Regions from separate parts of the Homo sapiens genome. Here region 1 is linked to region 2. A link is an interaction called in ENCODE POLR2A ChIA-PET data of the cell type or tissue named here. Cell type or tissue: OCI-LY7. All regions are shown on one strand. Each heading gives the region's core, and the rest is flanking DNA. Links, peaks and the distances in the headings are about the cores only.

Evidence for each region. Peaks named below come from ENCODE experiments on the same cell type or tissue, not always from the same donor. Only the 100,000 strongest peaks of a DNase experiment are listed, where the experiment ranks them.
Region 1: POLR2A ChIA-PET joins it to region 2 with 5 read pairs; 4 of 35 experiments call an interaction of 5 or more read pairs at or near these places.

Annotation. Positions count from the first base shown.
Region 1 is chr16:67,742,016-67,757,408 of GRCh38, reverse strand. RANBP10 (RAN binding protein 10) reads left to right here. Exons shown (of 14, transcript NM_020850.3): 4 at 12,954-13,121. Among named protein-coding and RNA genes, the nearest start is that of GFOD2, 30 kb to the right of the region's middle. RefSeq lists an enhancer at 6,967-7,016. In OCI-LY7, for the core only: no CTCF peak of the experiment used is centred there; a DNase peak (open chromatin) is centred at 6,728.
Region 2 is chr16:67,671,710-67,687,102 of GRCh38, reverse strand. GFOD2 (Gfo/Idh/MocA-like oxidoreductase domain containing 2) reads left to right here. Exons shown (of 3, transcript NM_030819.4): 2 at 1,301-1,646; 3 at 11,050-12,567. The coding sequence starts at 1,388. The coding sequence ends at 11,948. Among named protein-coding and RNA genes, the nearest start is that of C16orf86, 13 kb to the right of the region's middle. RefSeq lists enhancers at 1,282-1,341, 2,388-3,587, 8,125-9,080, 9,081-10,037, 13,952-14,011. In OCI-LY7, for the core only: no CTCF peak of the experiment used is centred there; no DNase peak of the experiment used is centred there.

The sequences.
Region 1 (15,393 bases), core at 3,714-11,713, 69 kb before region 2:
ACCCTGCCTGGCGCTGCAAGGGTTAGATTGCTTCCCCAGGAGGCCAGAAACAAGAATGGAGCAGGTCTGGGGCTGCCGTCGGTGGCCATTCATTAGGAGAGGGGCTAGTCACCAGCTCCACCCCTACCCGCTCCCTTTGGGCAGAAGGGAGCAGAACATGTGAAGTGCCCAGACTCTACTGCAGAGCCAGGGTTTAAGATGGTGAGGAAAGGGAATCTCCCTGGTGAGACTGGAGTGCAATGGCGCCATCTTGGCTCACCGCAACCTCTGCCTCCCAGGTTCAAGCGATTCTCCTGCCTCAGCCTCCCAAATAGCTGGGATTACAGGCACGCGCCACCACGCCCGGCCAATTTTTAAAATATTTTTAGTTAAGACGGGGTTTCTCTATGTTGGTCAGGGTGGTCTCGAACTCCCGACCTCAGGTGATCCGCCCACCTCGGCCTCCCAAAGTGCTGGGATAACAGGCGTGAGCCACTGCGCCTGGCACACATTCTCTTTTAATCTTCCTGCCATCCCCGAGAGAGAGGTTCAGCCAAGGGAACTTGGGGGCTAAGAAGTGACAGAATTGGGATTCGAGCTCGAGTCTTTCTGACCCACAGTGAGTGATGACTGGGACCCATTTGTTGGGAAGAGATGACTGGCTTGGTGATCAGTGCTCAGGCTAGCTTTTTGGGGTGTTTTTTGTTTTGTTTTTTGTTTTTTTTCTGAGACAGAGTCTCACTCTTTCGCCCAGCCTGGGGTGCAGTGGTGCAATTTTGGCTTACTGCAACCTCTGCCTCCCGGCATCAAGCGATTCTCCTGACTCAGCCTCCCAAGTAGCTGGGATTACAGGCACCCACCACTATACCTGGCTAATTGTTACATTTTTAGTAGAGACGAGGTTTCACCATTTTGGCCAGGCTGGTCTTGAACGCCCGCCTCAGCGTCCCAAAGTGCTGGGATTACAGGCGTGAGTCACCGCGCCTGGCCTCAGGTTATCTTTGTGAGGGAGACGTAGCTGGCCCCTGTGTCCTGGTCAGCCGTGGGCCAGGACCAGAACCTGGTGGTCAGGCACAGCCCTAGCCCCTTGCAGGGTTCCAGACTAACTTGCGGCTTCTGAGGAAATCTTTCCATTCAGCAGTAGGAGTGTTCTCCATTCCTCACTGCCTGGGACTGAGGCCTTGGATCTGCCCTGGCAGATGGTAGTGGCATGGGTGGGCTGCTGGAACGGTCACGCTGGAGTCCCTGGCACCCTACAGGAGTCTTCCATCTCTAGGGCACTGTCCAGGGATGTTACCTGGGAGTGCCAAGGTGATAAATGATTTCTGCAGCCACCCTGGCATTTCTGTGACTGTGACTTTCTGTCTGAGTGACAATGCAGGGGGAAGTGGGTGGTGCCAGAGCATCTGCACTGGCCACCTGGGGCCTCCTGCCTGCTGGTTCAAATGTGGCTTGGTTTCTCCTTGCATCACTGGCATTTCATAGTACCTGACATGGCCGGGCATAGACTTTTGTGTATGGGTGCCAGGCTAACTGCCCATCACTTCTCTCTGGGCAAGTGACAAGGCTTATTCTCTTTGGAGACAGAAGAATGGTTAGTTGGGTGGTCCTCTCTGTCAGAGTGTTGTCCCCATCATGTGGCCTCAGGCATCCTTCTGACCCAGAGCCAGCCGGATGTATCTCCCTGCAGGGCCTGACCCAAGCAGCCATGTCCACTTGTCCTTTTTTTTTTTTTTTTTTTTTTTTGAGGCAGAGTCTCATTCTGTCGCCTGGGCTGGAGTGCAGTGGCGCGATCTTAGCTCACTGCAACCTCCGCCTCCCAGGTTCAAGCAATTCTCCTGCCTCAGCCTTCCGAGCAGCTGGGATTACAGGCATGTACCACAATGCCCGGCTAATTTTTGTATGTTTAGTAGAGAAGGGGTTTCGCCATCTTGGCCAGGCTGGTCTTGAACTCCTGACCTCAGGTGATCCACCCACCTCGGCCTCCCAAAGTGCTGGGATTACAGGTGTGAGCCACCGTGCCCAGCCCACTTGTTCTTTTCTGGCCCTCACATCCCAGTCCCCTCTGAGACAGCCATCTCTGGCCTCATAGTGCAGGTCACAACTCTCACTTCTAGGCACATCTCCATCCTCTCTCTAGACCCACCTAGGGAGGGGTGCATGTTTAGAAAGTTGCTGACTTTGGCTTCAGGGTGGGAGTGGGAAAAGGGTTGTCCAGTTCTGAAGCAGAAGTTGGTGGGGCTGGAGGGGCTGCTCACCCAGGCATAATTGCTGGACCCCCCCTTAATGGGAAGGGCAGCACCCTAGGCATGGTGCTTGGTGGTTGGGTCGGGAAGGAGGAGGTGGCTTCACCATCACAAGTACCTGCTTGGTGCTCCCCTGGGTGTCCCTCAGAGGAGGGGAGAAGTGTTATTTACATGACCACAGGCCTCCAGTCAGCCTCTTAGTGCCTCAGTTTCCTCTGTCCTCTGATGGGATTTATACCTGCAAGTGGGTTGGAGTCTTAGAATGTTTCCTACAAGTAGACATCCAGGGCCCTTTGACAACCATGCCTACTCCCTCTTCTCTCATTTTGTAGAGAAGGGAACCAGGGTCCGAGGTCTGAGGATGAGTGACTGGCCAGGGCCTATCACGGGAAGAACAGTGCTGTGGCCAGAACCAGAGAGCAGAAGCACTTCAGCCCCACTGGCTTTCCTGGCACCCAGGGCTACAGTCTCTTTCTAACAGAGGCCAGTCTGCCTGTGTGAGGATCCTAGCCTGAGGCTGACAACAGACTCACTGCAAAATATGGGGCCGGGGCTAAGCCCTGGCCTTCTGGTTTCCAGTTTCTCAAGACGGCAGTGTAGTGCCAGTTCCTCTCCACTGTACAACTTCTCAAGGCCTGGGGAGCAGGTTCACAAGGGGTGGATGACTGAATCCATCATCTCCTCAACTCCTTTGGGCTTCTGGTGCCTTTGGTGCATGTTTGTCCTGTCCTTTGTAGCCCTTAGCTAGCCTGAATCTTTCTCACAAAGGAAAAACAGAAAACCATTGTATGTATCAGGACAACACAGGAGGAAAATCCTCCAGTGACTTCACTCAAAGTTTTCTGTCCACACCACTGTTTAATGAGTGTTCCCCATCACGGACTTTCTACATCTGAGAAGGAGCCACGAAGTCCCTGGACCTGCCACCATCTTACCTGCCTTGTTCAGCCGCTGGCTACTTGGATGTCTAATAAGACATCTCAAGCTTAGCACTTCCGAAGGGCCTGTTCCTTCCACCCATCTTCCTTGTCTCTTTTTTTTTTTTTTTTTTGAGAAGGACTCTTGCTCTGTCGCCCAGGCTGGAGTGCAGTGGTGCGATCTCTGCTCACTGCAAGCTCCGCCTCCCGGTTCACGCCATTCTCCTGCCTCAGCCTCCTGAGTAACTGGGACTACAGGTGCCCGCCACCACGCTGGCTAATTTTTTGTATTTTTTAGTAGAGACGGGGTTTCACCATGTTAGCCAGGATGGTCTCGATCTCCTGACCTCATGATCCGCCTGCCTCAGCCTCCCAAAGTGCTGGGATCACAGGCATGAGCCACCGCGACCAGCCTCCTTTTCTCTTGATAAATGGTGCCACCATGTACTTGTTTGCTCAGGCCAGAAACCTGGATGCCATCCTTTTTTCCTCTCACATTAGCTGCACCCACACCTGGCGAGTCCTGCCCACTCTGCTCTGAGTCTTTCCTAAGTCTCGCTCAGCTCCAGCCCCACTGGATGCTTTTCTGTTTCTCAGACATGCTGAGTTCATACCCTTTACCCCGAAGGTTTTTTCTTCTGTTCCTCTTGTCCAGCAGACCTCTGCTCAGGAGTCACCCTCTCAGCAAGAACTCAATTGACTACCCCATTCCAGTCAGTCCTCATCCCCCCTCCCATTGCTAGCCCATCATCTGGCTTTGCATTTTCTTTTCTTTTATAAATAGAATCTTTATTGCCCAGGCTGGAGTGCAATAGCACGATTATAGCTCACTGCCACCTCAAACTCCTGGGTTCAAGGGATCCTCCCTCCTCAGCAGTACTACAGGTGCGCACCACAGCGCCTGGCTAATTTTTTGTATTTTTTGTAGAGGTGGGGTGTCACCATGTTGTCCAGGATGGTCTCAAACTCCTGGGCTCAAGCGATCCACTTGCCTTGGCCTCCCGAAGTGCTGGGATTGCAGGCATAAGCCGCTGCACACAGCCTTTTTTTTTTTTTTTTTTAAGATGAGATTTCTCTCTGTTTCCCAGGCTAGAGTGCAGTGGCATGATCCAATCTTCCCAACTTAGCCTCCTGTGTAGCTGGGACCACAAGTACACACCGCCACACCCAGCTAGTTTTTGTATTTTTTTGTAGGTATGGGGTCTCACCATGTTGCCCAGGCTGGTCTCGAACACCTGGACTGAAGCAATCCTCCTGCCTTGGCCTCTCAAAATGCTGGGATTATAGGCATGAGCCACTGCACCCAGCCCAGCCTTGTTTTCTTTAGAGCATACTTGATCTACCAGGTATTTCTTGTTTTCCTATTTGTTTATTTACATTTTCCCTGTCTTTATTCCTTTCACACTTCCTACTCCCACTTTGCAAACTCCCTGGGGCAGGCCTTTGTTAGTTATTTGGTGGCAAGCAGATAGTGCTTGTCCTTTCCAGAGGATGTGAAGGCAACACGGTGGCCTTAAACCATGCTGCTGCAGCAGCCAGTGATACTAAATGAGGTATGCAACATTCTGTTTTCAACCTCCAACTGCCTTTTGCACACATCCTTGTGTAAATATATATATATATAAGGTATATACCTTATATATACACACAGACACTTATTGTGTCTGGAAAAAAATATTGATAGCTTCAGTTGAAGATATATTACAGCTCTGTAATGGCAGACCCCTTACCAGAATAGGTTCAGATTTCCTGTTGCTACTGTAACAATGTTGGCTTGAAATAATCATTTTACAGTTCTGGAGAACAGAAATTCTAAAATCCAGATATTGGCAGGGCTGCGTTCTTTCTGGAGGCCCTAGGGGAGAATTCATTCCTTGCCTTTTCTAGCTTCTAGCGGCCTCCTGTGTTCCTTGACTCATGGCTGCATCCTCCATCTTCAAAGCCAGCAGTGAGGCATCTTCCATTTCATAAAGAACCCTGTGATTACATTGGCCCACCTGGATAATCCACTGTCATCCCCTACTTCAAGGGCTTTAACTTAATCACTTCTGCAAAATCCTTTTTACCATGAAAGGTGACATAGTCACAGGTTCTGGGGATTAGACCATGGACATCTTTGGGGTGGGGGTCTTATCCGGCCTGTAACAGGTACTGTGTATTTTTCCCCTCTGGGAAAATCTGTAAAAATTGATAAATCATTTGGGAATTGGAAAAGCAGAAAACTTATCTCTTTTCTAGCCAAACTGAGGTGATGGTGAATCCTGAATTGATTCTTTTTTTTTTTTAATTGAGCTCTTTGGTTTTTGTTTTAATTTAAAATCCATATTTATAGCCAGAGTTAAAAATTTTTAAATTCTTTCTTTTTTTTTTCTTTTTGAGACGGAGTGAAGTGGCGCGATTTCAGCTCACTGCAATCTCCACCTCCCAGGTTCAAGCGATTCTCCTGCCTCAGCCTCCTGAGTAGCTGGGATTACAGGAGCACGCCACCACGCCCAGCTAATTTTTGTATTTTTAGTAGAGATGAGGTTTCTCCATGTTGGCCAGGCTGGTCTCAAACTCCTGACCTCAGGTGGTCTGCCCATCTCAGCCTCCCAAAGTACTGGGATTATAGGCGTGAGCCACTGAGCCTGGCCTTTTTTTTTGAGACAACATCTTGCTCTGTTGCCCAGGCTTGAGTGCATTGGCACAATCTCAGGTCACTCCAATCTCCGCCTCCCCAGTTCAAGTGATTCTCATGCTTCAGCCTCCCAAGTAGCTAGGACTATAGGCATGTGCTACCACACCCAGCTAAGTTTTCTATTTTTAAGTGGAGATGGGATTTCACCATGTTGGCCAGGCTGGTTTCAAACTCCTGGCCACAAGTGATCCTCCCACCTCATCCTCCCAAGTGCTTGGGATTACAGGCAAAATCTAAAAATTCTGTGCTCGTTTTGTCAAAATAGTTATATAGTTTATTTTTAAAGAAAAGTGTTTAAAATACTTATTTTAATTTTAGGTCTTTGAAAATTTAAGCATCTGTTGTTTTCATAGTGGATATTGAACTCCCATACACTGAGACAAAAATATCTCCCAAATATCCTTGAATCACTGACTAAGTAGGTTCTTCCTGGTGATTTCATGAGCTTTCATAAATCAAATGACCAAATTGTTGTTAGGTTTTCTAGAGTATCTACTGTTCTAACCTGAGAAAGTGAAAAAAGGGGCTGGGCGTGGTGGCTCACGCCTGTAATCCCAGCACTTTGGGAGGCCGAGGCGGGCAGATCACGAGATCAGGAGATCGAGACCATCCTGGCTAACACAGTGAAACCCCGTCTCTACTAAAAATACAAAAAATTAGCCAGGCGTGGTGGCGGGTGCCTGTAGTCCCAGCTACTTGGGTGGCTAAGGCAGGAGAATGGCGTGAACCTGGGAGGCGGAGCTTGCAGTGAGCCGAGATTGCGCCGCTGCACTCCAGCCTGGGCAACAGAGTGAGACTACGTCTCAAAAAAAAAAAAAAAAAAAAAAAGAAAGTGAAAAAAGGAAACCTTCCAGCTTATGTCTTATACCTCCTGGACAGTAAAATTTGCATAAAAATCTGTCATACAGGATCATCCTTGTGTGAGAAAGAGGCAGGCTGACAGCTGGGGCTGGTCACTGGTGGCACATAAACACACATATGTGCTTGTGCACACACCTGTACCACTTGTCAGACTCCTGACATGCTGGGCACTGGAGGAACTTTCCTGAGATCATTTGGCCCCTGTACCAAGGAGCTCATGATCTTGGGGGAGGGGGCATGGACAGTCCCGGGAACAGTGACTGGTGATTGAAGAGGTTTGGTAGGCACCAGGCAGTGGACCAGGGATATGGGCAGTGTGCAAGGGGAGAACCAAAAGATGTTATGAAAGACTCCAGGAGGCAGGAATTTGAACTGGATCATGATGCACTGGCAAGAGGGGAGGACAGAGTGGATACCACTAGTTCTTGGGCATAGTTCTAAGAGGACCTGGAGGAGCAGCAAGCAGCCTTCCTGAAAGACTATTTGGGGAGGGTGGAATGGGCAGTGGCTTTGCTGGATGGGGTGTGCCCCCATGGCCACATAAGCAGTGGACTTGGCTTTAGGGGGCTGTGCAGGTCAAGGAGCATTGAGGAGAGCCCCACCTTACCTCCTGGCATCCCAGACCCCTGGCAACATCTGTTGTGCTGTGCCAAACACACAGGGTTATGGGTGCCCTCCTAACAGGTTGCCACATTGTTGTCAGTTACTGCCTTGCAGTGGGAAATCCCTGTGCTCTATCTGAGGGATGAGGGGCAGGGGTAGGAGGAGGGCTATTGTGGCTGGTGTGGCCCATGGTTGTGGATCCTGTCAGGGCAAGCTGGTGGGCATGCCTGGGGCCACCACAGTCTGAGCTAGACCTGGAGGGATGATTTTCACTTTGCTCCTCACTGCTGTCCAGCTGGCCACCCTCATCTATAGCCTGCTATAGACCAGGGGAACAGCCGCTGCCATCAGGAGCCATAGTGTCTCCCGAGTTGATGCCTGAGAAAAGGCCTTGACTGTGACGGCCTCATGAGCCTGCCTCTGGTGGGGAATGGGCATTGTTCTGTCCCAAAAGAGCTATTTCTCTGAGGTCAAATGATTTGCATACCCACTAGCAAACAGAAAGGCCTCTCCCACTGCTGGGCCTGGTGAGCTTAGGAGCTGAGTTGATGCTCAGAGCAGCAACATGTTCCCTGAGCCAGGCAGTTCCAATGTCTTTGGGGAATTCAGAAGGTGAGAATAGAGCCTGGATCCAGGTAGAGGCTTTGGCCCTCCTAAAGCCAGTCTCAAGCAGCTCTCACACTGGTTTCCTGGTGATGGCGGTGGGGAGATGCAGGAGGCACCAGCAGGGCTGAGGGCCTCCACCAGTTTCTGAGAGCCGTTCAGTCTTGGCCTGTTTCCCGCTGTGGGTGCTGGAGAATCTTTGTTTAAATAGAGGCTTCCTGGATAAAAAGATGTGAAAGCTCAGGGTACACTAGGCTTGGGATGGGTGCTGTGACCAAGGGGACAACTTCCTTTGTGCTCGCTGATTTAAATGCTGAGTTTAGGCTCCAGGGTCTGGGCTGTGTCACCTCTCCAGTCACACTCTCTGCCTCTCTTGTCAGCCCTTGGCCCTGTTATCCTTCTTTTCTCATTCCCACACCTTTGCTTGCTGCCTGGCCACACCCTGTGCCCTCGCCTATTCACGTACACAACATGTGCTGTGAATGTTTGAGCCTTGCCCTGCTTTCTGGCTACTCAGATCCTCTACTCAGGAGAGAGCCTCTACCCATGCCACTTGGGAGGAGAGGGATGTGCTTAAGCATGTTCCTATGGTATGCTGCTTAGGCCCCAAGGAGGAAGCAGGCAGACACTGGGGAAGCTACCTGGAGGGGTGCCTGGGGAGTAGACCTGCCTGTCAGCCCATCACCTCCCCAGCCTGTGCAGGTCCTGGGCTTGTCATGGCTCTGTGGGTTCCATTTCTACTCCTTAGCCAGGCAGTCGAACCCTTCTGCAGCTCCACCACTCCTGCCCCACCTGTACTCATGCCTTTGCCTGCACATCCTCCTTCCTTTTTCACTCCCCTCTCCCCTTTTCTAACACCTTGGTGCAGAGGTGGGAGAATTGCTTGAGGCCAGGAGTTTGAGACCAGCCTGGGCAACATAGAAAGACCCTATCTGTACAAATAATAGTAATATATATATTTTTTCCTTCCTGAGTACCATGCACTTTGTTTTTTTTTTTAGACGGAGTTTCGCTCTTGTTGCCCAGGCTGGAGTGCAGTGGCGTGATCTTGGCTCTCTGCAACCTCCGCCTTTCTGGGTTTAAGCGATTCTCCTGCCTCAGCCTCCTGAGTGGTTGGGATTACAGGCGCCCGCCACCACGCCCGGCTAATTTTTTTTGTATTTTTGGTAGAGACAGGGTTTCACCATGTTGGCTAGGCTGGTCTTAAACTCCTGGGCTCAAGCAGTCCTCCTGCCTCGGCCTCCCAAAGTGCTGGGATTATAGGCCTGAGCCACTGCATCCGGCCAGAATAATTAGTATTGTTAAGCTACCTATTCTCTCCAAATTGATCTAGAGAGTCAACACAGTCCCAGTCAACGATCACAGCCCACCTTCGAAAGGCATTATTAAGAAAATGAGGGCCGGGCGCAGTGGCTCACGCCTGTAATCCCAGCCCTTTGGGAGGCTGAGGTGGGTGGATCGTGAGGTCAGGAGATCAAGACCATCCTGGCTAACATGGTGAAACCCCGTCTCTACTAAAAAATACAAAAACAAAATTAGCCAGGCATGGTGGCGGGCGCCTGTAGTCCCAGCTACTCGGGAGACTGACGTGGGAGAATGGCGTGAACCTGGGAGGCGGAGCTTGCCGTGAGCCGAGATCATGCAACTGCACTCCAGCCTGGGCGACAGAGTGAGACTCCGTCTTAAAAAAAAAAAAAAAAAAAAAGAAAAGAAAATGAGGCCAAGCGCCATGGCTCATGCCTATAATCCCAACACTTTGGGAGGCCGAGGCGGGTGGATCATTTGAGGTCAGGAGTTCGAGACCAGCCTGGCCAACATGGTGAAACCCCGACTCTGCTAAAAATACAAAAATTAGCCTGCTGGTAGTGGCGCGTGCCTGTAATCCCAGCTACTCGGAAGTCTGAGGTGGGAGAATCCCTTGAGCCTGGAAGGTGGAGATTGTGGTGAGCTGAGATTGGGCCACTGCATTCCAGTCTGGACGAGAGAGTGTGAGACCCTTTCTCACCAAACAAACAAACAAACAAACAAAAATGATGATAAACCATAGACTGGAAGAAATACTCACAAAACATAAAAGGACTTGTATCTAAACTACATCAAGAACCTTTACAGTGCAATACGATAAACAAGTGCAATACAATAAACGACCCAATAAAAAATGAGTTAAAAATTTGAAAAAACAGTTGAATAGTTTTCCAACAAATAGGTGGCAAATGAGTACATGAAAAGATACTCAGTATATTTTGTCATAGGGAAAATGTATATTAAAACCACAATGATATTAAAACCATTATATATACACTAAAAGGCCAAAATTAAAAAAAATAAACTGAGAATAGTAAATACTGAAGAAGATATGGAACTCATACATTGCTGGTTGGAATGCAAAATAGCACAGCCACTTTGGAAAACAGTTTGACAGTTTGTTATCAAATTAAACATACACTTATCTTATAACCCAGTAATACCACTTGTAAGTATTTACCCAAGAGAAATGAAAACATATGTCTGTGCAAATACCTTAAAGCAAATATTTGTTGGCTTTATTCATAATAGCTAAAAATTATAACAACTCAAATGTCATCAACTGGTGTATGAACAGATAGAAAAACTGGGGTGTATCCATAACATGGAGTACTACTCAGCAATAAAAAGGAATGGAACACTGCTTCTCCTAACAACATGGATGGATCGCAGATGCATTGTGCTAAGTCTAAGAAGCCAGGCAAGACACCTCATGTTCTATGATTCCATTTATGTGAAATTCTGGAAAAGGCAAAACCATAGGAACACATCAGATTAGTGTTGCCGGGGACTGGGAATGGATGGAACAAATTGACTCCCAAGAGGCCTGAGGGAACTTTTTTTGGAGGAGAAAGGGTCTCACTTTGTTGCCCAGGCTGAAGTACACTGGCATGATCATAGCTCACTGCAGCCTTGAACTCCTGGGCTTAAATAATCCTCCTGCCTCAGCCTCCTAAGTAGCTGGGACTATAGGCAGGCGCCACCACACTTGGCTAATTTATTATTATTATTATTTTTGAGACGGAGTCTTGCTGTGTCGCCCAGGCTGGAGTTCAGTGGCGCGATCTCGGCTCACTGCAAGCTCTGCCTCCCAGGTTCATGCCATTCTCCTGCCTCAGCCTCCTGAGTAGCTGGGACTACAGGCATCCACCACCATGCCTGGCTAATTTTTTGTATTTTTGGTAGAGATGGGGTTTCACCGTGTTAGCCAGGATGGTCTTGATCTCCTGACCTCATGATCCGCTCGCCTCGTCCTCCCAAAGTGCTGGGATTACAGGTGCGAGCCACCATGCCCAGCCACACCTGGCTCATTTTTAAAATTTCTTTATTTTTTATTTTTTTGAGACAGAGTTTCGCTCTTGTTGCCCAGGCTGGAGTGCAATGGCGCGATCTCGGCTCACTGCAACCTCCGCCTCCTGGGTTCACGTGATTCTCCTGCCTCAGCCTCCTGAGTAGCTGGGATTATAGGCATGCACCACCATGCCCGGCTAATTTTGTATTTTTAGTAGAGACGGGATTTCTCCATGTTGGTCAGGCTTGTCTTGAACTCCCGACCTCAGTTGATCCACCCACTGCGGCCTCCCAAAGTGCTGGGATTATAGACGTGAGCCACCGCACCTGGACAGTTTTTTAAATTTTTTATAGAGATGAGGTCCCACTATGTTGTCCCAGGCTGATCTTGACCTCCTGACCTCAAGTGATCCTCCCACCTTAGCCTCCCAAAGTGTTAGGATTACAAGCATGAGCCACCATGCTCAGCTTTAGAGTGATGGAAATGTTCTGTGTGTTGATCGTGGTGGTGGTAATGCAACTGTATACATTTGTTAAAACTCATTTGAAGTGTACAGTTTAAAAGGGAGAATCGGCCAGGTACGGTGGCTCACGCCTGTAATCTTAACATTTTGGGATGCCGAGGCTGGAGGATCACCTGAGGTCAGGAGTTCAAGACCAGCCTGGCCAACATGTTGAAACCCCGTCTCTACTAAAAATACAAAAATTAGCTGGGCATGGTGGCGCACACCTGTAATCCCAGTTACTCCAGAGGCTGAGGCAAGAGAATCACTTGAACCTGGGAGGCAGAGGTTGCAGTGAGCCAAGATCACACTACTGCACTCCAGCCTGGGTGACAGAGGGAGACTCTGTCTCAAAAAAAATAGATAAATAAAAATAAAAGAGAGAATCTTACTATATGTAAACTAATCCTCAATATAAAATACATTTTAGGCCAGGCACGGTGGCTCACACCTGTAATCCCAGGACTTTGGGAGGCCAAGGCAGGCGGATCATGAGGTCAGGAGATCGAGACCATCCTGGCTAACACGGTGAAACCCCCTCTCTACTAAAAATACAAAAAAATTAGCTGGGCATCGGCTGGGCACGGTGGCTCACTCCTGTAATGCCAGCACTTTGGGAGGCTGAGGCGGGCGGATCACGAGGTCAGGAGATTGAGACCATCCTGGCTAACATGGTGAAACACCGTCTCTACTAAAAATACAAAAAAAAAAAAATTAGCCGGGCGTTGTGGCAGGCGCCTGTAGTCCCAGCTACTCTGGAGGCTGAGGCAGGAGAATGGCGTGAACCCGGGAGGCGGGGCTTGCAGTGAGCTGAGATCACACCATTGCACTCCAGCATGGATGACAGCGAGACTCCGTCTCAAAACAAACAAACAAAAAAAACATTTTAAACAACCTGCCAGATACACTTCCAAGGTTACTTCCAGCTCCCACTCCTTCACAAGGCTTCCCTTGACCACCTCCTTGTTGTACCACCCTCTGGTATGTTCCTTCCGGGTCACTGATGGTTTTGGTTCCTGTTAACCGCAGCATGGGATCATTCCTCTGTGGGGCTACATCAGCTACTTTGGCAGTCACCTGCTGGACTCACAGCCAGACTCTGTCTATTGGTGGCTCTGCTAGAAGCCAAGAGTGCTGACAGAGGTGGGGCAGGCTGAGGAGAGGCTGAGAGACCTGGGTGGGCTTCTGTGACTTGTCTTGTTCCTCCCTCAAGTACCTACTCAGTTATTGCTGCTCTCTTCCCCCACAGGTTGGGACAAACATTCCTATGGTTACCATGGTGATGATGGGCATTCGTTCTGCTCCTCGGGGACTGGCCAGCCCTATGGTCCCACATTCACCACAGGAGACGTGATCGGCTGCTGTGTCAACCTCATCAATGGCACCTGCTTCTACACCAAGAATGGCCACAGCCTTGGTGTGTGCATAAGGGACCTTGGAGGCTCTGCTCTGTGGAGCCACTTTGGTTGGTGAGAGGCTCAGGGGCAAGTGCTCAAGGCAGTGTCGCCTCTGCTGAGCTCTGGGGTACCGCACCATTTCCAGGCATTGGAGCCCTTTCAGGTGAATAGAGGGTAGCAGGGGCACGCCTTTGTTCATCCAGCCAGTCAGCTGCGTTTATCCAGCCCAGGGAGGATGCTGAGAGTACAGCAGTATCCTGGTCGTGATCTTGGCTTTGGTGGCACTTGTTGGAGCAAGGTTTGGCGTTGGATGAGAAGTTTGGGGAACCCTTGCATAGGTTGCGTGGTGGTGGTTTGCGTGCCTGTGACCTGGCCCAGACTTTGGTGCTGGTTGCTGTGGAGCAGCAGTGAGGGTGGCACTAGTCCAGGAGGTAAACAGACAGGTGGGAGTCAGATAGGGCCAGACCTCTGGTCTGTTCTTGGTGAATGAGCAGCAGCCGGGGCAGTTACATTGAAAAAGGCTTCTGGTGAAACCATGAAGGATGGACCAGAGTAAAGACCAGGGGAAGAGGCAGATGGCCTGAGGTAAGGCAGTGGGGATGGGTGCAGGACAAAGGCCCAGATGTGGCCCTGCAGGGCTTGGTGACAGATGGGGTGCACTTGCAAGAAGGAAAGGTGAGAAAATGGCTGGATTAGTACTGTTGTTAACCAGGAGAAGAAACCCAGGAGAAATAGCAATCAGTGGAAGAGGATGGGGCCCGTGGGATCCCTGGAAGGAGCGTTCCTGTACATGCGTAGACATTTAGGATTAGGGCTTGAGAGGAAGAGACTTTGGCTATTCTGATGCCGTGCCTACCAGGTGCTAACTGGTATTTGGCCACATTGGCCCTGAGGTGGTGACTAACAGCCTGGTCTGCCTGCCTGGGTTTGCAGAAGTCCCCGATCTACACACCCTAGTTCTCCAGAATGGAATGGTATAGTGAGGAGAGGACTGGCAGAACTCTACCAGCCCAGCTGCCAGCAGCTCTGCCAGGAAAGGGAGTTGGGCATTTTGCTTGGAACCCAACTCCTAGAAGTCCCATTTCCCTTGCCTTGAGGGTCAGTAAAAAGGTGGCTGCAACTCTCCACATCCCCTCTATGACTTCTCCAGGAGATGAGCACAGCTAGTATCAGGGGACCTGAGTGGGAATTGGAGTGCTGATGGCTGGGGCTGCATGCCTAGGAGCCAGCATTCCTGCAACTGGATGCCCCAGCCAAGAGTTGGCAGGAAAGCCTTGGTAGCTAGGCAGCCGAGAACATAGCACGGACACTGCTAAGCTGACCTAGGTGCACATCAGAGAAACCCTCCTCTGAAATTGATGACCACCTGGCTGCAGTTGCTAGTGACCAGATGGTGAGGAGCTAGTGGATAGAGGGTGGGCCAGGGCCTCAAGACAGCTCTTCACTCTCCACTCTGCACTCTGATTCCGCTATTTCTTGGCTCTGGGTTCTGCTGTCAAAGTCCCAGGGGCCACTATTGTGGGCTCTCACCCTGTATCCAAGCCCCACTTCACCTGCCCCCTTGTATAGCTGCCTTCCTCACATCCCTCCAGCTTGCCCACATTTTGCTCACGGATGGGGGCAGACTCTACTGTTCCCTCTGCACCTGCATCTCTCTCCTTCAGGCCTTTCATGTACACCGGGACCACCAAAGGGCCATGAACTCTTTGTCAGTCAAGTCCCAAGGTCCCATAGAGAGCAGATGGCCACTTTAATGTCACCTCAAGCCCTTAGGCTGTTTTTAGACATCCATCTCCTTAGTGGATGCTTTTTATAGACCCCCATCCAAGACCTCACACATCTTGTAATTAAATTTCATCTGGTAGTATTTTGACTTTTTTTCCAGCCTGTCAACACCTTCTGTGTTCTTACTTGTTGTATCTCAAATATTTGATACCCTTTTCAGTGTTGTATTAATCTAAAATTTGTTGTTTGTGTTTATGTTTTCATGAAGTTACTGTTAAAAAATATAGGAAGAAGAGAAGGTTAAGATTTGAGCCCTTCAGTGTATAGTTGAGCTTGTCCTGGAAGACATCAGCCATTTAAGAATCACTAAGTTGGCCGAGCGCGGTGGCTCACGCCTGTATTCCCAGCACTTTGGGAGGCCGAGGTGGGCAGATTGCTTGAGCCCAGGAGTTCGAGATGAGCCTGGGCAAGTGGCGAGACCCCGTCCCTATATTAAAAAAAAAAAAAAAGAATCACTTAGTTCCTGAAGCTCATATTTTTCCATTTTTTCCACATGGATATTATTGA
Region 2 (15,393 bases), core at 2,445-10,444:
AATCTCAGATCACTGCAACTTTCACCTCCCAGGTTCAAGTGATTCTCCTGCCTCAGCCCCTCGAGTAGCTGAGAATACAGGCTTGCACCACCACACCTGGCTAACTTTTTATATTTTTGGTAGAGACGGGGTTTCACCACGTTGGCCAGGCTGGTCTCGAACTCCTGACCTCAAGCGATCCACCCACGTCAGCCTCCCAAAGTGCTGAGATTACAGGCATGAGCCACCACGCCCGGCCTCCAGTCTTTCTTTCTTTCTTTCTTTTTTGGATAGAGTCTCACTCTTGTCGCCCAGGCTGGAGTGCAGTGGTGTGATCTTGGCTCACTGCAATCTCTGCCTCCTGGGTTCAAATGATTCTCCTTCCTCAGCTTCCTGAAGAGCTGGGATTACAGGCATCTGCCACCACACCTGGCTAGTTTTTTTTTTTGTATTTTTAGCAGAGATGGGGTTTGGCCATGTTGACCCGGCTGGTTTTGAACTCCTTACCTCAGGTGATCCGCCCGCCTTGGCCTCCCAAAGTGCTGGGATTACAGGTGTGAGCCACTGTGCCTGGCCTCCACTCTTCTTTTCTTTGTCATATATAGAATCATGAACTTTTATAGCAAGAAGGAACCTTAAAGATCAATCACTCCCCTTATTATACATTTAAGGCCCTGAAAGTTGAATCTTTTGACCAGGGTTACACAGAAAGTTAAGTAGCAGAACAGAGATTTAAACTCAACTTTATTCATTTTCCGTTTTTCCTCTTATCCTTCAGTCTCCATGGAAGAAGAAGATTCTGCAGTGTTTCATCTTGGAACAGTATTTCTTTTTTCTTTTGAGACAAGGTCTTGCACTGTTGCCCAGGCTGGAGTGCAGTAGCACAATCATAGCTTACTATAGTTGTGAACTCCTAGGTTCATGTGATCCTTTCACCTCAGCCTCCCAGGTAGCTAGGACTACAACAAGCGCATGCCACCACATCTGGCTATTTTTTAATATATATATTTTTTAATAGAGATGACATCTCGCCGTGTTGCCCAGGCTACTCTCAAACTCCTGGCCTCAAGTGATCTTCCCACCTCGGCCTCCTGAAATGCTGGGGTTACAGGCATGCATGAGCCACCATGCCTGGCCTCGAGCCCTATTTCATTTGTGCTTTTCTGGCAGAGAACTTGTTACTTCCTTATTTGAAAGTAGCCTTCGCACCACTGCACTCCAGCTTGGGCAACAGAGCGAGACTCCATCTCAAAAAAAAAAGAAAGTAGCCTCAGCTGAGTGTCCTCTCCAGTAATAACCAGTGTAATGTTTGCTATTCTAGGAGCCATGTCTGACCAGGACGTTTGGAAGATCATATCCATGCCAGAGGCTCTTGTGAGGAGATGAGTTGGTAAAGAGAGAGGCTGGGATGAAGATGCTGCCAGGAGTGGGCGTGTTTGGGACTGGCAGCTCCGCCCGAGTTCTGGTCCCACTGCTGAGGGCAGAAGGGTTCACTGTTGAGGCCCTGTGGGGGAAGACTGAGGAGGAGGCGAAGCAGCTTGCTGAGGAGATGAACATCGCCTTCTACACCAGCCGGACTGATGACATCTTGCTGCATCAAGATGTGGATCTGGTGTGCATCAGCATCCCCCCTCCACTCACCCGGCAGATATCCGTGAAGGCTCTAGGTACGCCCGGCAGGCCACAGCAGGGGCAGATCATGTCTCTCCCTCTGGGCAGTCCTCTGAGGGTCACTCCTCTCCTCTGAGCTCTCCTTCCTGGGCTCGCATCTGCAGGGAGGAGAACTCTGGGACATCACTTGTCCCTGAAGCAGTGCTTGGGGAGGGCATGAAAAAAGACATAGCCTAACCTACCTCCCATCTGTAAATCCCTGAACAGAAATTAAGGAAATACTCTAAGAGACAGCCATCAAGGGGCTGGAGATGGTTGCATCTCAGTCAACATAAAGTTTGCCTCTGTGAAGTTAGAGGTCAGAGCCCTGGGTGGCGGGGAATTGGTTGTGACTAGTGTGTTTGTTCTCCCATTTCTGGGGCACACAGCACCACAGGAAGGAGAGGCTGTGTAGCAAGGCTACCATTTCCCATGTTTTGTCAGCGTTTGACTATAGTGAGCACACACCCTTCCTGCCAAACTGCAGTCTTGTATTGCCGGAGGACAGGAAGGCTCTGCCAGCATTGGGCTTCCCTGACAGGATCCGTCGACAGCCTGCTTACATGACATCTCCACTCCCTTGGGAAGTTTTGGGCTTGGTAACCTCTTGCCCCTGACTGGGCATGGCCTGCTGAGCTGTTCTCCTACAGTTCCCGTTGGTCTTCTATTTCCAGTCAACTGGAGTCAACTTCTTCTCTTTATCTAATATAAATCAGAACCTAGTTTACTAAGTAAACAAACCAGTAAACATTCAGCCAGCAATTTTTATTTTATTTTGAGACAGAGTTTCCCTCTTGTTGCCCAGGCTGGAGTTCAATGGCGCAATCCCGGCTCACTGCAACCTTCGCCTCCCAGGTTCAAGTGATTCTCCTGCCTCAGCCTCCCAAGTAGCTGGGATTACAGGTGCCTGCCACCACACCCAGCTAATTTTTGTATTTTTAGTAGAGACAGGGTTTCACCACATTGGCCAGGCTGGTCTCGAACTCCTGACCTCAGGTGATCCATCCGCCTCGGCCTCCCAAAGTGCTGGGATTACAGGTGTGAGCCACCATGCCCAGCATTTTTTTAAAATTATTATTATTATTTTATTTTATTTTTTTAGATGGAGTCTCACTCTGTTGCCCAGGCTGGAGTGTGCATTGGTGCAATCTCAGCTCACTGCAACCTCCACCTCCCAGGTTCAAGCGATACTCCTGCCTCGGCTTTGCAAGTAGCCAGGACTACAGGCATGTGCCACCACGCCCAGCTAATTTTTGTCTTTTTAGTACAGATGGGGTTTTGTTATGTTGGCCAGGCTGGTCTCGGGCTCCTGACCTCAGGTGATCCACCTGCCTTGGCCGCCTCCCAAAGTGCTGGGATTACAGGCAGGAGCCACCACACCCAGCCTCAATTATTTTTTTAATGCCTCCTGTGTGCCAGTCACTGTCCTGATGTCATTTTGGACATTCAAAGCTGTGTTAGATTGGACCCCTCCCTGTCTTCAGATTTTATAGTCCAATTGAGGCAACTAGAAATAACACACATTACAAGGTAGATGACAGAAGACATAGTCACAATTCAACTAGCACATACTTACTTGACTGAGTAACTGTTTTATGTGAGGTAATAGGAGCCAAGTGTCTCCTTGATGCAGCCGAAGATCTCTAGGTCGAGGAACCGGTGCCATGAGGTTGTCCTCCACTCTTCCTGACCACTGCCATGGTGGCAAACCTCAGGGTCTGCTACTTATCTCCTCCCTCATTCTGAGGAATGTCATAGGAAGGTGTCTGTCACCTCTGGCTCAGTGGGTAGGGAAGGATAAATGTTCTTTGAAGTGAGAAAGAACTTCAGTCTGTCCGGTTGTCAATTTGGAGCAAGTAAGTTTTGGCCTTATTGTTTGTTTCTTCCAGAGAGCTCTCTCTGAGGATGTGTGACATTGGAGTTATTCATTCATTGGTCACCAAATGCTTGGGAGGTCAGATGGTGGCTCCCAGATTGAATTCAGAAATAGACCTAAGTCAACACTTTAGCAGCAAGTTGGTTCAAGGGGAAGCAAGCCGCTATTGGTCACTTGACTCCTTGCCATCCCTTGTGGCTTGAATGCAGGCTGGAAAGGTGAGGTGTGTCCGGAGCCAGAACTCTGGAGGCTCTCAGTCTTCTTCCTGAATTTTAGGGTTCCCCACAGAGACCATTTCCAAGCTATACGGGAAGAAAGAGGAAACCCCAGGGTTCTTTGGCAACAAGCTTGCTTTTTTTCTGGTTCTTGGTATGCTCCACCAGCAGCAGCATCACCTGGGAGCTTGTTAGAAACTGAATTCTCAGCTGGGCAACATAGTGGGATCCCGTCTCTACAAAAAAGTTTAAAAATTAGCCAGGCATGGTGGCACGCGACTGTGGTCCCAGCTACTTGGGAGGCTGAGGCAGAAGGATCGCTTGAGCCCAGGAGATAGAGGCTGCAGTGAGCAGTGATCATGCACTCCAGCTTGAGTGACAGAGTAAGACTGTCTCAAAAGCAAACAAACAAAAAGAAATCTAAATTCTCAGGCCCCACTCCAAACCTACTGAATCTCTGGGATCCAGCTATCTGTGTCTGAACAAGCCTTGCAGGTGACTCTGGTGGACATGAAGGATTGAGAGCCACTGATCCAATCATTTTGAATTAAACTGAGGCCCAGGAGCATTAAGGAATGACATCTTGGTTACATTTCACCAAGTCTTCGTGCTGTGATTTTTCTCTCCTTGCTAGAGCTTTATATTTTTACCTTACTTCTAAGGCCACGAGATCATTTCTTGCCCTCATTATTAGTTTTTCCTAAAATTAATGATTGGACTTAACCTTCCAGAGATAATACTTTTCATATCACAGCTCTTTTTATGGCATCTTGTTTTCTGCTTTGGTCTGACCTATGTTCTTCATCTTCTACCTCCGATTTCATCCTTAAAGCTTTCCCATGAATTTCTTAAAGGGGAGAGGGGAAGGGCCCTAATATATTTTATTCTTCAGTTCAGAAGTGGTTCAGGAAATTATATTTTAAGTGCAAGGTGCCCCTAGCATCTTTGCCACAGTTGAATGTTTTCTTAAGTCTGTCACTAAAAGGTGGGCTTCTGTGCCCAATTCTTGGCACTTCTGTGGTTCATTAGAAAAACACTAAGTTTGCAGGCCAGGCTTGGTGGCTCATGCATGTAATCCCAGCACTTTGGGAGGCCGAGGCGGGCGGATCACAAGGTCAGGAGTTTGAGACCAGCCTGACCAACCTGGTGAAACCTCGTCTATACTAAAAACACAAAAATTAGCTGGGCGTGTTGGCACGTGCCTATAGTCCCAGCTACTCAGGAGGCTGAGGCAGGAGAATTGCTTGAACCCAGGAGATGGAGGTTGCAGTGAGCCGAGATCACGCCACTGCACTCCAGTCTGGGTGACAGAGCGAGACTCCATCTCAAAAAAAAAAGAAAAGAAAAGTAAAAAGAAAACATTTTTGTAGAGACAGGATCTTGCTGTGTTGTTCAAGCTGGTTTCGAACTCCTAACCTCAGGCAATCATCCTACTTTGGCCCCCCAAAGTGCTGGAATTATAGGTGGGAGCCACTGTGCCCAGCAGATTTCAGCTTCTCCAATCTCTCCCTTGACTTCCTGGCAGGAGAGCTAGATAAACTCAGGTAGACATGTCTTTCATGGCTACCCAAAGACTCTGTACAGCTAGCCCTCAGGAGCCTGTTTAAGTCAAGATGTCCTTGCAGTCCCACACTGATACTACTGAGCCCTAAGTTTAAGAGTGCTGTTATTCAGGGTTGGGCTCAGTGCCTCACACCTCTAATCCAGCACTTTGGGAGGCCAAGGTGGGCAGATCGCTTGAACTCAGGAGTTAAATACCAGCCTGAGCAACATGATGAAATCCCATCTCTACCAAAAATACAAAAAATTAGCTGGGCACAGTGGCGTGCACCTGTGGTCCCAGCTACTTGGGAGGCTGAGGTGGGAGGTTAGCTTGAGCCCAGGAAGCGGAGGTTGCAATGAGCCAAGATTATACCACTGGGTAACAAAGCGAGTCCCCATCTAAAAAAACAAAAACAGACTATTTTTCAGATTCAAGAAGAGAGGTCTTTCCCTCTTTCCTCACCTCTTGAGGCATGAAACAGGAATTCCTTATCCTAGTTTTATCACCACCAAACTCCTAGCAGTCATAAAAGTCCTTTTTCCTCTAAACCCACCTCCTCTCTGCCTCACACTGCAGTATCCACTCTGTCGCCAGCAGCGAGGCATTATAGCAGGAGGCTTCTGAATTGGCCAGAACAGCAGCTCTCAGGTGGGGTGTCTGAGAACCTCATTTCCTCATTACATCCCTCCCTGGTCAGCCATATGTGTTCAGCAGCCAAATGGCAAAATTCACCCCCAGAACTGTGATTGTCTTCCCTAATCTGGAAGGCCCACAAGTGTGGAGAAGCACTGGAGACCCTCCAGAAGCAGTAGTGCTAGCAGTCAGGGGCTACTCTCCCTGCCGGGCCCCGTGCAAGGGCCTGGCCACCCTATCCCAGGTATGTGACACTTGGCTGGCTGTTCTTTATTGTCCTGCTAGTACCTGTTGTAAAGCTTCTTTTATTAAAGAAGAGCAGGAGATTGAAGTGTCATAAATTGAAGAGATTCACACCAACACGGCACATGTATACATATGTAACAAACCTGCACGTTGTGCACATGTACCCTAGAACTTAAAGTATAATAACAAAATATGTATTAAAAAAATAAATAAATAAATTGAAGAGATTGAATGATGTCATAGACTACCAATCCACATGCCTTGTTCCTTGCTGCAGCACTGAGGTTTGTAATCCTGGGAGTTTAGACCTACGTAAGATGCCCATAAGTACAAATGACAGATGCTCTGTGGGGTTCTTCAGGGTCAAGGTGGCAGAGGTGGGGGTAGGAAGTGAGAGGAGGGGGAAGGGTTGACCAGAGGCACCAATTTGTCTCCTGTGGGCTTGGTCAGTATGTGAGCTACCAGGGGGCCAGGCTGGGCCTGACTCTCGGAGAGGCCTAATAAACAGTACGTATGATAAAACAACTCCTCTGTATTCGTTTTGATTTTATTTATTTTTTGAGACAGAGTCTTGCTGTGTCATCCACGCTGGAGTACAGTGGCTTGATCATAGCTCACCGCAGCCTCTAACTCCTGGACTCAAGTGATTCTTCCACCCTAGCCTCTTGTGTATCTGGGACTACAGCTGTGCACTGCCACACCTGTGAGCCACCTCACCCAGCCTGAAAATTAGATTTTCTAAAAAGACATTATAAAATCAACATGGGTTGGGCATGGTGGCTCATGACTGTTATCCTGGCACTTTGGGAGGCCAAGGCAGGAGGATCACCTGAGGCCAGGAGTTTGAGACCAGCCTGGGCAATGTAGCAAGACCCTGTATTTACAAAAAGTTTAAAAATCAGCTGGGCGTGCTGTCACTCATCTATGGTCCTTGCTACTTGGAAAGCTGGGAGGAAGGCTCTGTTTGAGCTCAGACCAAGACTGCAGTGAACCAGAATCCCGCTACTGCACTCCAGCTAAGTGACAAAGCAAGACCCTGTTTTTTTTTGTTGTTGTTGTTGTTTTTTTTTTTTTGAGACGAAGTCTCGCTCTGTCGCCCAGGCTGGAGGGCAATGGCACTATCTCAGCTCACTGCAACCTCCGCCTCCGGGGTTCAAGCAATTCTCCTGCCTCAGCCTCCTGAGTAGCTGGGATTACAGGCGCCTGCCACCCCGCCCAGCTAATTCTTGTATTTTTAGTAGAGATAGGGTTTCATCATGTTGGTCAGGGTGGTCTCGAACCCCTGACCTCGTGATCCACCCGCCTCGGCCTCCCAAAGTGCTGGGATTACAGGCCTGAGCCACTGCGCCCGGCCAAGACCCCGTCTCTTAAAAAAAGGAAGAAGAAACTAAATCAGATTTTCAAAGTACAGAACATAGAAATTATTTACCTGGGGCCGACGCGGTGGCTCACGCCCCAGCACTTCGGGAGGCCAAAGTGGGTGGACCACCTGAGGTCAGGAGTTCAAGACCAGCCTGGCCAACATAGTGAAACCCCATCTCTACTAAAAATACAAAAAACTTAGCTGGGCATGGTGGCAGGCTCCTGTAATCCCAGCTAGCTCAGGAGGCTGAGGCAGGAAAGTCACTTGAACCCAGGAGGCAGAGGTTGCAGTGAGCTGAGATCGTACCATTGCACTCCAGCCTGGGCGACAAGAGCAAAACTCTGTCTCAAAAAAAAAAAAAGAAAAAAAAAAGAAATTATTTACCTGGAAAATGTAGTTTCTATGTGAGTCTTTTATTTATTTATTTATTTGAGACAAAGTCTCATTCTGTCACCCATGCTGGAGCGCAGTGGCTTGATCGCAGCAAACTGCAGCCCCAATCTCCTGGACTCAAGGGATCGTCCTACCTCAGTCTCCCAAGTAGCTGGGGCTACAGGTACACGCCACCACGCCTGGCTTATTTTTTATTTTTAATAAATACTAGGTCTTGCTATGTTGCCCAGGCTGATTTTGAACTCCTGAACTCAAGTGATCCTCCCACCTTGGCCTCCCAAAGTGCTGGGATTATAAGCGTGAGCCACCACGCCCAGCCAAGTCTTAAAATCCAAGTCACAATGGGCTTTTTTTCTCTGTATTTACGACATTGGCTGAATCCCTCCCTTGGCGATGGTAATAAAATGTACTGTTGACAGAGCTGTACTGAGCCAGGTACTTTACATATACTGCTTTGGTTGCCTTAGTCCTCCTTTCTTCCCCTGTAACTGTAAAATCCTGCTTTACAGTTATAGTAGTAAACAAAAACCCAGGGAAGTTTAGAAACTTCCCAGATCATCTAGCAGTGAAGTGAGAGAGCCAAGATTTGAGCACAGGAATTTCTGGCTCCAAAGCTTGAGTCCAGCACCAGTAATTGACTCTTCCTGGGTAGTCAGTTGTCCTGGGGCCCATCCATCATGTGGGACATCGGCCATTTCTTTTTCTTTTTCTTTTTTTTTTTTTTTTTTGAGACAGAGTTTCACTCTCGTCGCCAAAGCTGGCGTGCAATGGCGCAATCTTGGCTCACCGCAACCTCCACCTCCCGGGTTCAAGTGATTTTCCTGCCTCAGCCTCCCGAGTAGCTGGGATTACAGGCATGTGCCACCACGCCCAGCGAATTTTGTATTTTTAGTAGAGACGGGGTTTCTTCCTGCTAGTTAGGCTGGTCTCAAACTCCCAACCTCAGGTGATCCACCCACCTTGGCCTCCCAAAGTGCTGGGATTATAGGCGTGAGCCACCATGCCCAGCCAAGACATTGGCCATCTCTATGAAGTTTTCTTAGTTTTTGTTGCAAGATTTATTGTCTGTAGTTACTATTGTTTCTGCTGTAAGCTGGCCCCTCCTGAGCCTGTGTGAACAGAATCCATCTTGGTCCATCAGGGTAAGCTGCACCCTGCAGTGAGCCATCAGAAATAATCTGTGTCTTAACCATTACCTCATCTGAAAACATTCAGAAAATGTTTGGGGGCCTGAGGGAAGATGAGCACCATGGTTACTGAAGATGCACATACCTGGAGAAGGCACATTCTTGTGACCGGTTGCCCCAGGTCACAGGCATCCAGGCCTAAGGCTGCCCCTCCAACCAGGAAGTACCTGTGGAGTGCCAGAGTGGAGCCTGGATGGCTGTGGAGGAGAAGCCCAGGTGCACACATTGCCCAGATGGGCTTCAACTAGAAGGGTAAGCACATGAATTAGTCCAGCCCAAGACTTGGTATCCAGTTTTCCACATTGCATGTAGGCTCTGTGTAATGCTTTCAGTCTCGTTTCCTAACCCACCCCTGCCTTCTCAGTCCTTCAGCATTTCGTGATCATTGCCTCTCCCCAATCCCCAAGTCCTTCTGCACAGCAGCCCCCATCTCACATTCAGTGGCTAGAGCAGGATGAGCAACCGAGAGACCACAGGAGGCAAAGAGTCAAAAAGATAATTTTGGAGTGGTCAGGCATGGCAGCTCATGCCTTAATCCCAGCACTTTGGGAGGCCAAGGCGGGTGGATCACCTGAGGTCAGGAGTTGGAGACCAGCCTGGCCAACATGGTGAAACCCTGTCTCCACTAAAAATACAAAAGTTAGCCGGGCGTGGTGGTGGGCACCTGTAATCCCAGCTACTCAGGAGGCTGTAGCAGGAGAACCGCTTGAACCCAGGAGGCGGAAGTTGCAGTGATCCGAGATCATGCGACTGCACTCCAGCCTGGGCAAGAGTGAGACTCTATCTCAATATTTTTTTAAAAAGAAAATTTTGGAGGAGTGCACAGATCATGTATCAAGACCTTATGGGTGGGGCCTTTGTAAGGACTTTGGCTTTTATTCCGAGAAGCTATTGCACATTGGAGAGCTTTTTCGTGGGTTTTTGCCAGGGTGTCTTTACCCTTTCTGGCTTACTATGACTTGTAAACTTCTGTATGTGTCTAGTCCATACTGCTTTTTGGGCTTTCTAAGTTTTCTATTTAAAGTATTAGCACAGGATTTCCTTCGACTTGAACCACACAAAGCTCGCAGGAACACTGCAGGTGTTAGTGTCTCATGGCTGCTCATATCCTCACAAGCTTTCATCTTGAAACATGGAGCAGCATTCATCCCTTCAGTTCCCAGCTGCTTATCCTCTAGCACTCTCCTCAGGGCTTTGTCCAGCTTTGTTTACCTCTGGGTGCGTGTTGGCTGCAGCGTACCCAGAATGGGTGTGAGGGCAAAAAGGGTATTCTCACTTCCTTCCCTTCCTGCCGGAGCCAAACATGTTCTAGCCTTGGGCCACTCTAACTTGTTGGACCAGTGTTTTCAGAGAACAATCTGCAGGGAATCTTAGGGCCCTCTCTGGAGTTATGACTAAGAGTAGAAGTTATGAATAGTCCATCCCCTAGAAAATAGGTTAGATTTCCTTGCCCCAAGCTGATGACCTAATAAATGCATGACAACATAGAGACACGTCCATGAAGTGTGCCCACCTCTCTAGCCCACCTGTGTTATTCAGGGTTCTCCAGAGAAACAGAACCAATAGGGTGTTTAAGACAGAGATTTATTTGAAGAAATTGGGGCCAGGCATGGTGGCTCACACCTGTAATCTCAGCACTTTGGGAGGCCAAGGCAGGAGGATCACTTGGGCCCTGCCTAGGCAACAGAGGAGGACCCCATCTCTACAAAAAAAAAATTTTAAATTAGCCAGGCGTGGTGGTACACACCTGTGGTCCCACTTAGGAGGCCAAGATGGAGGATCGCTTGAGGCCAGGAGATTGAGACTAGCCTGGGCAGCATAGCAAGACCCCACCTCTACAAAAAAGAAAAAAAAATTAGTTCGTGCAGTTGTAAGGCAGAGAAGTCCAAAATCCTCAGGGCAGGCGGACATGCTGGAGATTCCCCCTTGAAACTTTGAGATTTCCTGTTGTGTCCTGTTGTTAGGTATTGGGAAGAATGTGGTTTGCGAGAAGGCAGCAACATCGGTGGATGCCTTCCGGATGGTGACAGCCTCGCGCTACTACCCGCAGCTCATGAGCCTGGTAGGGAACGTGCTGCGCTTCCTGCCTGCCTTCGTGCGCATGAAACAGCTGATTTCGGAACACTATGTGGGAGCGGTGATGATCTGTGATGCCCGCATCTACTCAGGCAGCCTGCTGAGCCCCAGCTATGGCTGGATCTGTGATGAGCTCATGGGCGGCGGGGGCTTGCACACCATGGGGACCTACATTGTGGACCTGCTGACCCACCTGACCGGCCGGAGAGCCGAGAAGGTGCACGGGCTGCTCAAGACATTCGTGAGGCAGAACGCTGCCATCCGTGGCATCCGGCACGTCACTAGCGATGACTTCTGTTTCTTCCAGATGCTCATGGGTGGGGGTGTGTGTAGCACAGTGACACTCAACTTCAACATGCCAGGCGCCTTTGTGCATGAAGTCATGGTGGTAGGCTCTGCAGGACGCCTCGTCGCCCGGGGAGCCGACCTCTATGGGCAGAAGAACTCTGCCACGCAAGAGGAGCTGCTCTTGAGGGACTCGCTGGCAGTGGGCGCAGGACTGCCTGAGCAGGGGCCCCAGGATGTCCCGCTGCTGTACCTGAAGGGCATGGTCTACATGGTGCAGGCCTTGCGCCAGTCCTTCCAGGGGCAGGGCGACCGCCGCACCTGGGACCGCACCCCTGTCTCCATGGCCGCCTCCTTCGAGGATGGGCTGTACATGCAGAGCGTGGTGGATGCCATCAAGAGGTCGAGCCGATCCGGGGAGTGGGAGGCTGTGGAGGTGCTGACGGAGGAGCCCGACACCAACCAGAACCTGTGTGAGGCACTTCAGCGGAACAACCTATGAGCCTGCACCTGGGCTCCTTGCCACAGGGCAGAGGGACCAGGGAGGGGAACAGGAGCCAGACATGACAGGGACTTGGCCCTAGCAGAGACAGTGTCTTTCATTTAATGAGTCTGGGTGAAGCCAGAGGTGGCTCTGGGACTTCGCCCCCTCCAGTGGCTCATCTGCTCCTCAGACTTGCAGGGTGGCAAATGTTCCTGTTGCCAGGTTACCACGGTGTGCACAGGGCAGAGCTGCCGCCAGGCCTCCTCATGGTGATGCCAGTGAGTCGGACCAGGAAAGGCTCACCCTGGGGAGCCCTTCAGCCTGATCCGCAGTCCTAACAGGGTGAGAAAGCACAAGAGGGGCCAGCTCGGCTGAGGCCTGAGGAGAAATGATGAGAAGTTTTGTTTCGTTCTTGGGCTGGGGCATCTCAGGAACAGTGAGGGCAACAAGCTGTCCCTCAGGGACCCTCACCTGCCCTCCCATGTGACCAGGCCCTTCCCAGGTGGGGACTGGGGCTTGCTTTATTAAGTGAGCTCTTGGGCTTTTGAAGTAGGACAGAGGGCCCTGGTTTGGCAGAGAGGAGGCAAGGGAGGGCTTTAGAACATCTGAGAAATGTTAATAAATAATTCAGAAAATAGGACATGGCATGTGGTTTTTGTTTGGTAGGTTGGGTTTCTTTAATACTGAAAGGCTTGTTTCTGGCTGGTAGGGGGTTTTTCTCTACTCATTGCTCCACAGCAGCTCGGAGCCAGCGTGGGTCATCACCGCCAACTGTGCCACACGGGCCGCTGCCCCTGCCAGCCCTCGTCTCCTGCCTGTTCCCTCATAGCCAAATCCCAGGAGCCTCAGAAGAAAAGATTTCCTCAGAGAACAGGACTCAGGACTTCCTAATGGGCTGCTGCTGGGCCTGCCGTCTCAGCAGATAGCGGGAGAGTTTGGGGCCTCACTGGGGTGGAGGTTAGGAGGGGTTCTGTTCTTAATGTCACGGTGTTGGCTGCCAGAGTGCTCTTGAGGTGGCGGGGAGGAGTGGTTTCAGGGAGGTGGCACAGGGTGAGGAGGAGGAGGAAGAGCTCCAGGCGTGCCCCATGGAGCAGCTGTGGCTGGACCCGAGGGCCAATCACCCACCATGCTCTTGACTGTGCTCTGCACAGGGCCAGCCTTCTACCCAGCTCTGCCAGAGGCGGCGGGGGGTGGGGGCGGGGGGGCACGGTGTTGAGAAAAGACATGCGTTCCCCTTTGCTTGTTTGACCAGCCTGCCAGGATCGTTCAGCCTGGACCAAGTTCTGTTCCCTTCTCTAACCTTCCGCCCTCTTCCCTGCCCTGGGCTCCTTGCCAGAAAAGCCCAGGGAGGGCTTCCTCTTCCTCTTGGCACCGCTTCTAGACGTCACCAGGCTTGTTTTCCTGTAATTTCCTGGATTCAGATGTCCTTGTGAGAGGGAATAACAAGGGATAGGGTTGGAGTGTGCCTACTGCATGCTGACCCTCAGGGCAAACGTGTATGTTATTATTTCCCTTAACCTCCAAACCACTCTCTGACGGTAAATATTCTCATCATTCAGATCATAAAATGGAGGCACAGAGGGCAAAGCTACTTGCCTCCTGTAGATTGTACATGATGGAGCCAGGAGCCTGGTCAGGACCATCTAACCACAGAGCCTGACCTTGAACCACGCTTCCTCCCAGCATTTGGGAATCTTCAGACCTGAGGGCCCGGCATTGCCCCTCCCTGTGGCAGGAGCCTCGGCCTGGCCTGAACTAGGAGGTGAAATGCAGATAGCACCCACCACCAGGCAGGACACCGAAGGTTAAAGGGGAGGCTGCCCCCTTGTCCCTGGGACAGTTAGCTCAGCTCAGTCCTCCCATGTGTTGCTAGGATGTCGAGGTCACTCTGAAATGTGGGAATTGACCAGGAAAGCACAAGCCTGACTTAGATGCTCCCACATAAGAAAGGGCCATGTGGCCAACCCAGAATGGCACTCGGGTTCCCAGAATGTGCTGGGGGGAGGGTACTGCAGTGGGCTGAATGCAGAGCTGCTTTAATGAGGACCCCGGTTCCTCTGAGGGAATCCCCAGAGCCTAGATTCACGGCCAGAGTGGTGCATGGCCCCTTCCCTCAGACGTCTTTACCATCGAGTTATCCTGGGCATCAGAGCTGGTCAGTCCCACACTGGGGATGGGGAAGACAGATGTGCCCAGATGCCTGTGGCCAAGGGAGCCCACAGGGTTCTGGTCTCCATGGGTGACTGAACCCACACTGGTTCTAGACTTGTCCGGCAGCACCCCCTCCTGGAAGAAGGCAGTAGCATCTCCCAGGACCTGTTTCCAAATCTCAGGATGTTACCAGCTCTTCCTCAGGTCAAAATAAAGTTTTTCCAGGACAGTAAAAATGCAGTTAGCTTGGCTCGTCAGATACAGCAACCAGAAGAGAACTTCCCAAATACCTGTCGCTTATTCTTCAACCTCCAGCCAAATCCAGGACTGTTTTCACCTAGACGATGGCAGCCACTTCCTTTCCTGTTCTGCCCATCACCCTGCTGGCCAAGCAGCCTCTCCTGAATGTCACGCCAAGATCCCTCCCTATCCACACCCTTCCTCCTCACCCCCGGACTTGACCAACCTGGTTTCCATATGGCCATGCCCTCCTCTCCAGCCACACTAAGAGCCCTCCTGCAGAGGTGGCAGCTTCCATACTAGCAGGGCTTTGTCCCTGGCATGTCCTCTGCCTGGAAGGCACCACCTCTCTCTCTCAGGAGTCAGCTGGAGGACTGCCCGGTCACCACTTCTGACTTCAGCAAAGTAGCCACCTCCCAACCTGTGGTTCCACAGCCTTGGTCCTCAGTTGAGCTGAGGTTGCATGTCCCTCCATCCCTCCCTCCCTCCCTCTCTCCCTCTCCTTTTCTTTTCTTTTTTCTTTTCTTGTCTTCTTTCTTTCTTTTCCTTTTTTTCTCTCTTTTTTCTCTTTCCCTCCCTCCCTCCCTCCCTTCCTTCCCTCCCTCCTTTCTTTATTTATTTCTTTTCTTGACAGAGTCTCACTCTGTCACCCAGGCCGGAGTGCAGTGTCGTCACCTTGGTTCACAGCCACCTCCACCTCCCCGGTTCAAGCAATTCTCTTGCCTCAGCCTCCCAAGTAGCTGGGACTGCAGGCGCCCACCACCACACCTGGCTAATTTTGTTTGTTTGTTTCTTTTTGAGATGGAGTTTTGCTCTCGTTGCCTAGGCTGGAATGGAGTGGCGCAATCTCAGCTCACTGCAACCTCCACCTCCCTGGTTCAAGCAATTCCCCTGCCTCAGCCTCCCAGGTAGCTGGGATTACAGGCACATGCCACCAGTGCCCAGCTAATTTTTTTGTATTTTTAGTAGAGATAGGGTTTCACCATGTTGGCCAGGCTGGCTGGTTTCGAACTCCTGACCTCGTGATCCACCCACCTCGGCCTCCCAAAGTGCTGGGATTATAGGCATGAGC